2 separate regions of the Mus musculus genome follow, and region 1 is linked to region 2. Evidence: chromatin contacts called from ENCODE POLR2A ChIA-PET data. All regions are on one chromosome and are shown on one strand. Each heading gives the region's core, a stretch centred on a gene start or an enhancer-like site at or near the end of the contact. The rest is flanking DNA. Distances are from core to core; before and after follow the strand shown.

Region 1 (5,410 bases), core at 2,576-5,075, 55 kb after region 2:
CTGGTGGCTGCCCTTGTTTGGGGTATTCACTGGCTTGATGTAGCTGCCTTTAAGAGGCAACCCCATGAGACAAGCAGGAAGGCATCTTCCAGTCTGTCTACTAGACCTCCCCACCAGTCCCCCTCCCCCACACTGAAACCCTGTGGTTGCAGCATATCCCAAAGCCTCCTGCCCCCAAAACCTCATGGCTGGCCTCTGTGGCACAACCCACCACTGCCTGCACATAACCAAAGCCATTTCACAAGACTGACCTCTCTCCCCTTTGGGTAACCAAGGAAACCATGCTGCTTTTTCTATGCCCATCTCCAGAATGAGGACAAAAGTATAGAATGGGGTCCTGCTTTCCAGAGCTAACTGCAAGCAGATAATTTTTGTTTTTTTGTTTTGTTGTGTTGTGTTGTGTTGTGTTTTTAGGAGACATGACCTATGTAGGCCAGGCTGGCCTTGCTTTTCCTGCCTTAACCTCCCAAGTGCTGGTATTGCAAGCATGTGCCACCTGATGGGACACCTTGCCTGGTGTAGCAGACAAGATCCTAGGAGGTTTTTTGGTTGGTTGGTTTTGGGTTTTTTTTCCCCAGGGTTCTTCTGTTGGGCTTCCAATTCCTTCCTCAACTGTCCACACTGGTGTCTTGGGTCCTCTTCTCCCATCCATCATCTTGAAGGCAGCATTCCTACTGCCCTGCCTCCACCCATGCCACTCCCTCCCTCCCTAGGCCAGAGATATCTGTCCCAGGTTGATGAGGAAGCCCCCATCAACCATTGCCTGCAAAGCTCCGAGCCTGCCACTGTGACCAGAAGCTAGTAGGCTGAAGGGCAGGCTGCAGAAATGGCCAGCAGGGAAAAGAGGAGCTGGCTACATGATGACAGCTGTTTTTGCCACCCTCTCACCTACTAAAGAGCCTGCCTGTGTCCTGTGCCTTCCAACTGTCTTACACTCACTCCGAGACTAAAAGGACACAGGATAGCTGGCCCTCCTTCCTGTCTTATGGTAGGTCCTTTACCCAGGCCTACTCGAGTTAACCACAGAGAACAAGGAAGAGGTGGCATCCTCTCTTGACTCTCCTACAACTCCACATAAACACTGTAGAACAAGAATAAGCCCATCCATACACACATGCCAAGATCTGTGCCACACTCAAGGACCAACCTCTAAGTATGGGCTTCATCTAGGGACCACACAGTTCAGATCTGACCCCAAATAGAAAGGAAGGGAATAGAATGCCAGCTCCTCTTCTAGCTGACACCTGACACTTCTGTGCTGCTCTCTGACCCAAGCCCTGGGTTACAAGAGAGCAAGCAACTCATAATTCCTAGACCATGCTACAGAGATGTACAAAAGATAATCAAAGACAAATACCTTGGGAAAAACCTACCACCATTAAGGTCTTGCCTTGGGTGCCATTCAGTAGACAAAACGCACAGCCTCACCTTGCCATAGGATAGAAGAAATGAGCTGACATCCAGAACCTGGCTCAATGGCCCTGCTTAAAGTGAGCAGGAAGTACTAGGGAGGGGAAGACACAGAAGCTCAAGGAGTCAAGAGGAAGGGTGAGAGTTGAGCTGGGCTGCCAAGAGCAACAGCAGCAGGGGGAGGGGGAGCTGGCAAGGGAAGAGCTGCAATAGGCTGAGCTACAGGCCAACTCCAAGAGGGCAGGCAGAGCCTGGCCCACCAATGTGGAGGGATGGAATCTAGCTCCTCACCTAGGAGGCTTCCGGCCCTGTGACATCCCCAACATGGATTGAGGCCCACTGCCCACTGGGGGATGACAAACTCCCCATCCCCATAATGCAACATCCATCTATGGAGGAGAAGGGGCCACAGCACAGACCCTTTCCACACACATAGACATCTTTCCTAGCTTGCACAAGCCTCCCACCGGAGTACACTGAGTTCAATGGTCATCAGGAGGTGTGACTGTTCTCTCTTGCCTATCCCTGCATAGTAACTTGGCCTACAACTGAGACCTCAAAGATAAAAAGATACTTTCCCCACTGCTCCAGAGGTCATACTAGCCAAACTCCTGACTCCTAAAGGAAAGGACAATGAGGGCATTCAGAATAGGGGATTGTTAGGATCACAGGACCTTAGGACATAGGACCCTTAACATCTTTTCTGATGCAGCGGGCACCTTTAATCCCACCACTTGGGAGACAGACACAGGTGGAGCTGTTTGAGGCTAGCCTGATCTACAGAACTAGTTCCAGGACAACCAGGGCTACACAGAGAAACCCTGTTTGTGTGTTTGTTTGAGAGAGAGCGCACACACACAACATCTTTTCAGGTGGAAAATGGGAGGCCAGCCTCTCTCAAGACCAGCTTTGATTTACAGAAAATCATGATCCCTCTAAGGAGGGCCAACCTCCTCCCCCACTCTTGCCTCCAAGGCCTCCTTACCTGACCTTTGTTCATAATATGCCATACCTGCCTCACACTGAAGTTATCTTATCTCCTGGGTGAACTGTGAACACCCTAGGGCAGCTGGGGCGTGGGGGGCACCGTGCCCACTAGAAAAAGATTGTTGATACAAAGAGAACCAGACTTTGCCACCCTAGATAGCCACTTCCTCCAAGCCCCTCAGGTACTTCCTAACCCAGAGCTACTAAAGGGTCCCATGATGATCACCAAAAAGAGTCTCAGGGCCGGCTTTGTAGGAGACAGTCTCCATTTCTTCAGCTAAGCAGGGCCTCTCCCATAGGTGTGTTCATACCAAACCTCTCTCCGGTACTCCAACCACGGGATGAAAGTCTCACTTAGTAGTCAGCTCTGCCCCTATAGCCCGAAGTCATTCTGGTAACATAAGCTGGGCTTCCTTCAGGCCCTCCTACTTGCTGGAAGAGGGGTGAATAAGCCATGCAGCCTGTTAGTACTAGAAAGCTTCCTGTACTGTCCTCTGCCCCGAGCAAACGCCCATACCCATCGCCTCAAACAGGCGTGTGTCCTCTGGAGCCTCTAGCAGCCTTCTCTACCCACAGGACACCCCTCGTAGTTTTTGCAAAGGTAACTCTTCATCATAACCCTCCCTGGAAAACATCAGCCTCCTTCCACTGAAGAAAGCCCATTCATCTCCACCCCCCACCCCCCCGGGGCTCACATTTCCTGCTACCCACTCCTCAGAAAGGACCTCAAGGGACTCTGCCTCAAGGTGTGCTTACTTTCCTAAGCAATATGGAAAGGGGGCTGCTGCCCACTCCTCTACCCAGACTCCCTGGTCGGCTACACGACCACACCTGGGTGACCTTGGCAAGTGACCCTCTCCCCAAAGCCCGTGTCCCAGTACAGCCCCAGGGGAGCCCCGGCCGCGTAACTCGCAAAGCTGTGGCCAACTTTTAAGAACTAGGAGCGTCACTGGAGAGGTCAGATGTAAGGGGATCAGGCACTCCGCTACCTCAGATCCCAGTAGCCGTCGCCCACGCTGGTCCGCCCGTCTTTGTCCCGGGTATGGGCTGGAGCCGGAGCCGGAGCCGGCGCGTCACCCCCGGCGCCCAAGTCGGGGCTCACAGCCGCGTCTCGCACCTCGTCCTCTTCTACCTTGGGCCCACTACCACCCTGGACGGAAACCCGCGAGCCGGTCCTCCGACGCCGAGAGCTTCCCGCGCCTCCGCGGTCGCCCATGGCTTCGGCCCGCACCTCGTCGCGGCCCAGTCGTGCTCCGCCGGCTCTCAGCGCTTGGAGCCCGCGGCCCCGCCTCTGGACCCTGAGCAACGGCCTCCGCCGCCGCCCCCTGCCGGCCTCCGTAGCCGGCGCAGCGCACGACTACCTCTGCGACGCTGAGGCTGCGATGCTGCGGAGCAGCTGACTGGCTGTGGCGTCAACTGGAGAGTCCATTTGTAGTCCGAGGCCGAGCGGAGGCGGAGCCTAATCGAAGACGCGGAGCACGCTGGGAGTCGCGGGAGCAGAGCGCGGAGCCTCCTGGGAGTTGAAGGCACCGGGAGCTGGTGACGTATAGCACTCTGGGAATTGCAGTCACAGGCTGGCAGAAGCAACTAGTGTGCAGCTTGGCTGTGAACTTCGGTGGAAGAGGTCCGAGGTGCTGTCTCACTGCGAGGAGCAAGCGGGAGGAGAACTGCCCCGGCTCCTGGCTCCCTGGCAGCTACGCACTTCCTCTGACCTCTTGCTTGCCTCTTGTCCCACTTATGTAAAAACATCCTTTCGTCATCCCCAGCAGCGGTTTGAGTGTAGGTCATTTATGAAACTGCGCTGACGTCTTGCGGTTCCAAATCCATTTTTGAGCGCACAACCGACAGACTTATCTGCTCTGGCAGCATCGTTCTCCGAAAGATCCCTAGCTGCTAGGCAGGAACCAGTTTAAATGTACCTTGGAGCACATAGCCTGTCAAAGGATCAAACTGGAGAAATACCCAGCTTCGCATTACAGCAAATGTGTGCAACTGCCCAGTTAGTTAAAAGAAGCAACTCACCAGTCACCATGGCCTCTTCCTCTACCGCCCCACAGTGCTGTCGAGGGCCCGACAAGCAACGTGCCTGATTTAGACACCGCCGTGCATACATTCTAGACCTGAGGAAGCACCTAATTTCCTTCAGAAACACTATAAAGGACCAAGGAGAATAGTGGCTTTCTCTTCTGGGGAATAGCAGGCCTAAGAAGCACCTCTATAGGACAAGGTTGGTAGCCTCTCCTACAGGATGCTACTAGTCTTCCTATTAAGCTCCCTCCACTTCTGTAGTATCCACTGACTCCTTCCCTCAGGTCACACTTTCTTCACGACACATCTCATGATGAGCAATCTGGGCTGCCCTGCCGGTGGTGTCTTTGTACATATGCAGAGAAAAGCGAACCCAGGCTTGGACTTTTGTGGATCAGAGCCAACCTGGTCAGTGTCTCCGAGCATTCCTTTGTTGCTGGCCCAGTCTTTCATCTGGTCCTTGGCAAGGCAAGGGCTAGGTCTTTGTGAATAGTGACCCCAAAAGGAGGCAGAGTGAAAGAAAAAGTCTCTTTGGGAGCCTGAAGTGAAGGTAAGTCGTGTGAGCTCTGCCATGCCTTTCCCGCTCCTTCCTCTGTTAAGTGAATACGAGGCTTCCACATTCTCCTGGGCTAGCACGTTGGCTACACCAGCTTCCAGTTTGAAACCAAAAACTAAAAGTGGAAGGTTGAGGCCTAGGCTGCCACTAAAGCCAGAGATGAATCCACACCATCCAAGAGAATGAAAGTCCTCCTTGGAGACAGCTATTCATTGACATTCAGCCTTACAGCTGTCAGCCTCCAAGAGGCCATGGGAGTGAAGAGACCAGAGGATGACCAGAGCCATCAGGAAGGATGGTTCTATGGAGACCTGTGCCAAAGAGATGGCACCGATGTCAGAGTTCCAGGGCCTGATTCAAGGAGGAAAGGCTGGAATGGATGATTGCGATATGCAGACAGCTTCACTGTTGAAATTTAACGTGAGTGGT
Region 2 (4,723 bases), core at 1,532-4,031:
TCCCACCTCAGGCCCACCTGAAGCTAGCCACTGGCCCCCTGGCGAGACACTGAGGCAACGGACAAGGTCGCTGTGGCCCCTGTAGACCTGCAGGAGAAGAAGAGTGAGAAGACAGACACACAGACACCGGAGGGCGTTTGCACCTCTGACTCCACACTTACGAGGGCCTGGCACACAGGGAAAGGCTGAAGGTCTCTTGGCCGAGGGAGTTTGGGGATGAGGTCTTCGGGGTCCACATTCACCTGGGAAAAGAGCACTGAGCATCACCTTCACACTACACTCCCCCAGGACCTGTGCGGGCTGTCTCACGTACCCTCATCTTGCGTTGCCGTGGGCACAGATACAAATCGAGGCAGCGCTCGAAACGCTCCTGGATGAAGCGGCTGTAAGCAGGCACTGTCCTCAAGCTGGGGAATTTCTGTGGCAAGAAGTTAAGCTTCCTCTCCACAGGCTCCTGCTGCATCCACGCCGAGCGCTGGGGAGACAGGAGGCAGGTGAGAAGGGATCGGGAAACATGGCCGGGGCCCACACCCACCTCAGCGCAGGCCCACCTCCTCCTCAGTGGGCAGGTACTCGGGAGGTGGGTTGTAAGACTCGGCATGGCCAGGCAAGGCCAGCTTGGGGGCAGGCACATGCATCTTGTGGCGTCCCAACACAGCATTCGGATCCTCCTGGGCCCACAGGTCATAGAAGCTAGGGGTGGGGTCGTGGGGCCGTCGAGGCTTGATCCACCCCATCTTGATGGCATGTACCATTCGAGACACCTGCACACAAAGGTAAGGTCAGGTGGCAGCGTGGAGACCTTAGAGTGTGCAGGAGGAGGATACCAGGGTTCCCACCTTCTCCTTTTCAACTAGGGATGGGATGAAACTACGCTTGTCAGCTGGGCGGTTGGTCACAGGGTGGATCATGATGTCACCGCTGAAGAAGTCCACAGCTGGCTATGGAGAGAGGCAAAGATGTTAGGTTGGGGGGGGCAGGGCGTTCATGGACTTCAGACTGTAGGGCCAACCGTTGTTGCCTACCTCATAGGGATTGAAGCCTGAATCTCCGAACTGGCCTCTCTGAAGCCGGTGTACCAGGGCAACCTGCTCATCAGTTAGCCGCAGATCACGCCCTGTCATCTTGTCTTGCACAGTGCGCCTGAGGGAAAGCCAGTCAGGGCCATACTCCAGGCTTGAGGGACCACAGGTCCCGACCCAAGGTCCAACTCACCAGAAATCTGGGTCATCCATTTTGTCCAGAAACTGGTCGAGCTCATCTCGTGTCCGCAGGGGCTTGTAGATACGTTTGCCATCCAGGTCATAACCCACATGTGGGAATTCATCGTACCATGCCAGGGGCACATTGCCCACAGTGTTCCGAATGTCCTGTAGCATAGTCACCACGTCAGCACCTGTCCCTGCCATGCTTGATCCTCTTCAAACCACCCAAGGGCAGAAGAGCCACTCAAGATCAGCCTCAAGTGCCCAGAAGCCAAGTGACCCAAAATCCGCCCTAGCCTTGGCCCCGATGTCTGACGTGGCGCGGCAGGGGTGCTATGCCCCTCCCCCAAGCCCTCGGAGGCGCCTGAGCTTTACCTTCACATTTTCCACTGAAGTGATGCCAACCCTAGCCTCCCCCCTCACTGGATTCCTTGGCCAAGGCTCTGGGCAGCCACAGACAGGGATGACCTCATCGCCTATGGGCTCCCTCCCCTGGCAAAAGCCTTAGGTACAAGTGGGTAGTTTACAAGGCAGGAACCATGGGAAGACCCCACCCCAACCTCAGGGAGACAAACCTGTTCTGCTCGGCAGGTGGTCAAGGACCCCCTTCCAGCACCACTGATCCTCCCCCTCCCATTTCAGTGGGCAGAGCAGCCACATTCCTGGACACACATTCCTGGTTTCAGCCCCTGCCAGCCACCACCACCCTCACTCCTCCCAGCCTGGGGACTGCTGCCCAGGCGGCCACTTCCTGCAACAGTAGCCACAGGGAGGAGGGGCCCAGACATAACTAGCACAGATGAGTGCCAGCAGCCCCTCAGCAAGACCCCTTGGGCCTCGTCCCACTGCACCTGTCCACACCAGCCCAGAAATGCCCCATGCTCTTGCTGTACGCTCTCCACCTTGAGGGCCACTTCCGAACTGGAGGGATGGAGAGGTGCCGATCTTAGCTCTTATCCACGTGTGCACTGGCTTTGAGAAGCCCCATGAAGCATACAGCAAGGATGGGGGTGGGGCCCCCAAGCAGGATGGGTCAAAGGGGTAAGATCTGGCACAAGGCACAGGCCATGGAGTCAAGTCATGCCAACCACACACACCCATTTCTAGACTGCTACTGCTGGAGTCACCCCCATGAGTGCACACACACACACACTCTCTCTCTCTCTCTCTCTCTCTCACATACACACACACACACACACACACACACACACACACACACACACACACACGGCCTGGCACAAAAGACCCAAGTGCACATGGAAGGAGAGTCAGACAGGGTGTGGCCAGGCACTCAGGGCCAGGGCAGCTGGGTGAACTTAGGCATGCCAGGAGAGAAAGCCTCTTGATTCTTGATTTATTCTCTTCTGCCCTGTAGAATGGGTGGGATGGGCACCATTGTCTTGGGGCACTAGTAGCACCCCAGAAACGCTCCAACCAGAAAGATGCTCGGGGGCCCTCTAGGCACGGCTATTAAAAGGGAAAAGGTGCACGCACGAGCTCTGAGTAAACTCCTCCAGGCCAGAAAGGGAGGCGGAGGCCAGGCGCGGGGGAGGAGCTGACTGCTATAAAGGCACTGCTCGGCTGGCGGCCCCACTCCAGTCCGAACACATGTGCCCGCCTCACCCGGCAGCCGCCACCGCGGGGCGCAGCGGAGACCCCTGGCCCGGCGGCCTGTGGGGACCTAAAGAGGCGGCATGAGCAGCGCACGGTGGAGCTGACGCCGCGCCCCCTGCCCGGCCCATGTCCTTCGCCATGCTGCGTTCAGCGCCGCCGCCGGGTCGCTACCTGTACCCTGAGGTGAGCCCGCTGTCGGAGGATGAGGACCGCGGAAGCGAGAGCTCGGGCTCCGACGAGAAACCCTGCCGTGTGCATGCTGCGCGCTGTGGCCTCCAGGGCGCCCGGCGGCGGGCAGGAGGACGGAGGGCCGCGGGTAGCGGGCCAGGACCCGGGGGGCGGCCAGGCCGCGAGCCCCGGCAGCGGCACACAGCGAATGCGCGCGAGCGGGACCGCACCAACAGCGTGAACACGGCCTTCACTGCGCTGCGCACACTCATCCCCACCGAGCCAGCGGACCGCAAGCTCTCCAAGATTGAGACGCTGCGCCTGGCCTCCAGCTACATTTCTCACCTGGGCAATGTGCTGCTGGTGGGTGAGGCCTGTGGCGACGGGCAACCATGCCACTCGGGACCCGCTTTCTTCCACAGCGGTCGTGCGGGCAGCCCACTGCCACCGCCGCCGCCGCCACCACCACTGGCCAGAGACGGCGGCGAGAACACCCAGCCCAAACAGATCTGCACCTTCTGCCTCAGCAACCAGAGAAAGTTGGTGAGCAGGGCTGGGAGCACCGAGGGGCCCCGATGTACTCACCAGCCCACACCTGCCAGGCAGAGAGGTGCAGGGCAGGGGCAGCATTCCCTAGCATCTACACCTGCCAACAAAGCTGTGCCCAAAGGAGGGAAGGGCACAGAGGAGCCATACCTTGGGACACAGACTCCCATTGGTAGTGGTCATAGGGACCTGCAAATACAGGATCAAGAAGTAATGCTGAGATGGGCCACCCAGAAGTTCCGGGAGGGAGGGCAGGCAGCAGGAACCTGGCAGGGCAGAGGGGCCTTACTTTCAGGCTCGTTTCCCATCAAGTTGAGAAGTGAAAGGAGGTGAATTCAAGAAGTAAGAAGTATATCTATACGCTTCCATCCAGAGGGGAACAATGTGAAACAGTGAGGCAGTCAAAGGGATGCCCCCACTAGGCTGATGTGCCACTACCCCTCCGCCCCCGCAGCCCACCTCCACCCCAAGGCTTATGGGCACCTGCTGCCTCTCCCCTGGTCTACTGAGACCTGCAGTAGAGGGGCTAGGGGAGAAGGCTGAACTGAGAGATGCTGGCCAGCCATGATTTACTGCTCTGGCCGCACTTGGTGGCACCGGAAAAGCAGGGTGAGCAGGGAAAAAATACAACGGCTTTCCCCAATCCCCATTTCCTCTCCAGACAGCACGCGCAAGCTCCTGGGGCCTGAACATCTGGGAAATTTAATTTTACAGTTTCGGCTCTGCAGCAGTATACTCCCCTCCCCAAAATGCACTGTGGGGGTGGCAGGAGCCCGGGATGGGGTGCCCTAGCACAGGCAGTGCCCCCAACAGGAAGCCAGGAAGGTTCGGGCAGTGCTGGGTGACACTAAGTCTCCACTCAGACCCTGACACACCCCCATCCCCTCTGCAGAGCAAAGACCGTGACAGAAAGACGGCGATTCGAAGTTAGAAGGAGGAGGGTCCACAGCAGCCAAGAGGTGATGCCACTAGTGAAGGTGGATGCCACTGAAGAGTCACGGAGAGCCCCACTTTGGACCTGATCTGAGCGCAGGTCCCCAAGAGCACGCTCACCAGGCCAGACCTGCCCCAGCTATGAGCAGGGCCTATGAACAGAGAGATGGACAGGCGGGTGATGGCTTGACTCTAAGCAGCCGAACACTGACCCAGGCCCACTGGGACTTTCCATGCTGGCTCTCTACCTGGGCCAA

What was found. ChIA-PET counts read pairs that join two places held with the same protein, here RNA polymerase II (POLR2A).
Region 1: POLR2A ChIA-PET joins it to region 2 with 44 read pairs in Patski. The contact joins the promoter of Dgat1 here to the promoter of Scx in region 2. POLR2A ChIA-PET finds 5 or more read pairs at or near these places in 3 of 5 experiments (Patski and embryonic stem cell).

Annotation. Positions count from the first base shown.
Region 1 is chr15:76,508,169-76,513,578 of GRCm38, forward strand. It overlaps Dgat1 (diacylglycerol O-acyltransferase 1), which reads right to left and starts at 3,826. Exons shown (of 17, transcript NM_010046.3): 1 at 3,387-3,826. The coding sequence starts at 3,613.
Region 2 is chr15:76,454,657-76,459,379 of GRCm38, forward strand. Scx (scleraxis) reads left to right here and starts at 2,782. Exons shown (of 2, transcript NM_198885.3): 1 at 2,782-3,530; 2 at 4,426-4,723. The coding sequence starts at 2,946. The coding sequence ends at 4,464. Bop1 (block of proliferation 1) reads right to left here. Exons shown (of 16, transcript NM_013481.2): 4 at 1,216-1,370; 5 at 1,026-1,143; 6 at 840-941; 7 at 552-764; 8 at 314-475; 9 at 162-242; 10 at 18-87.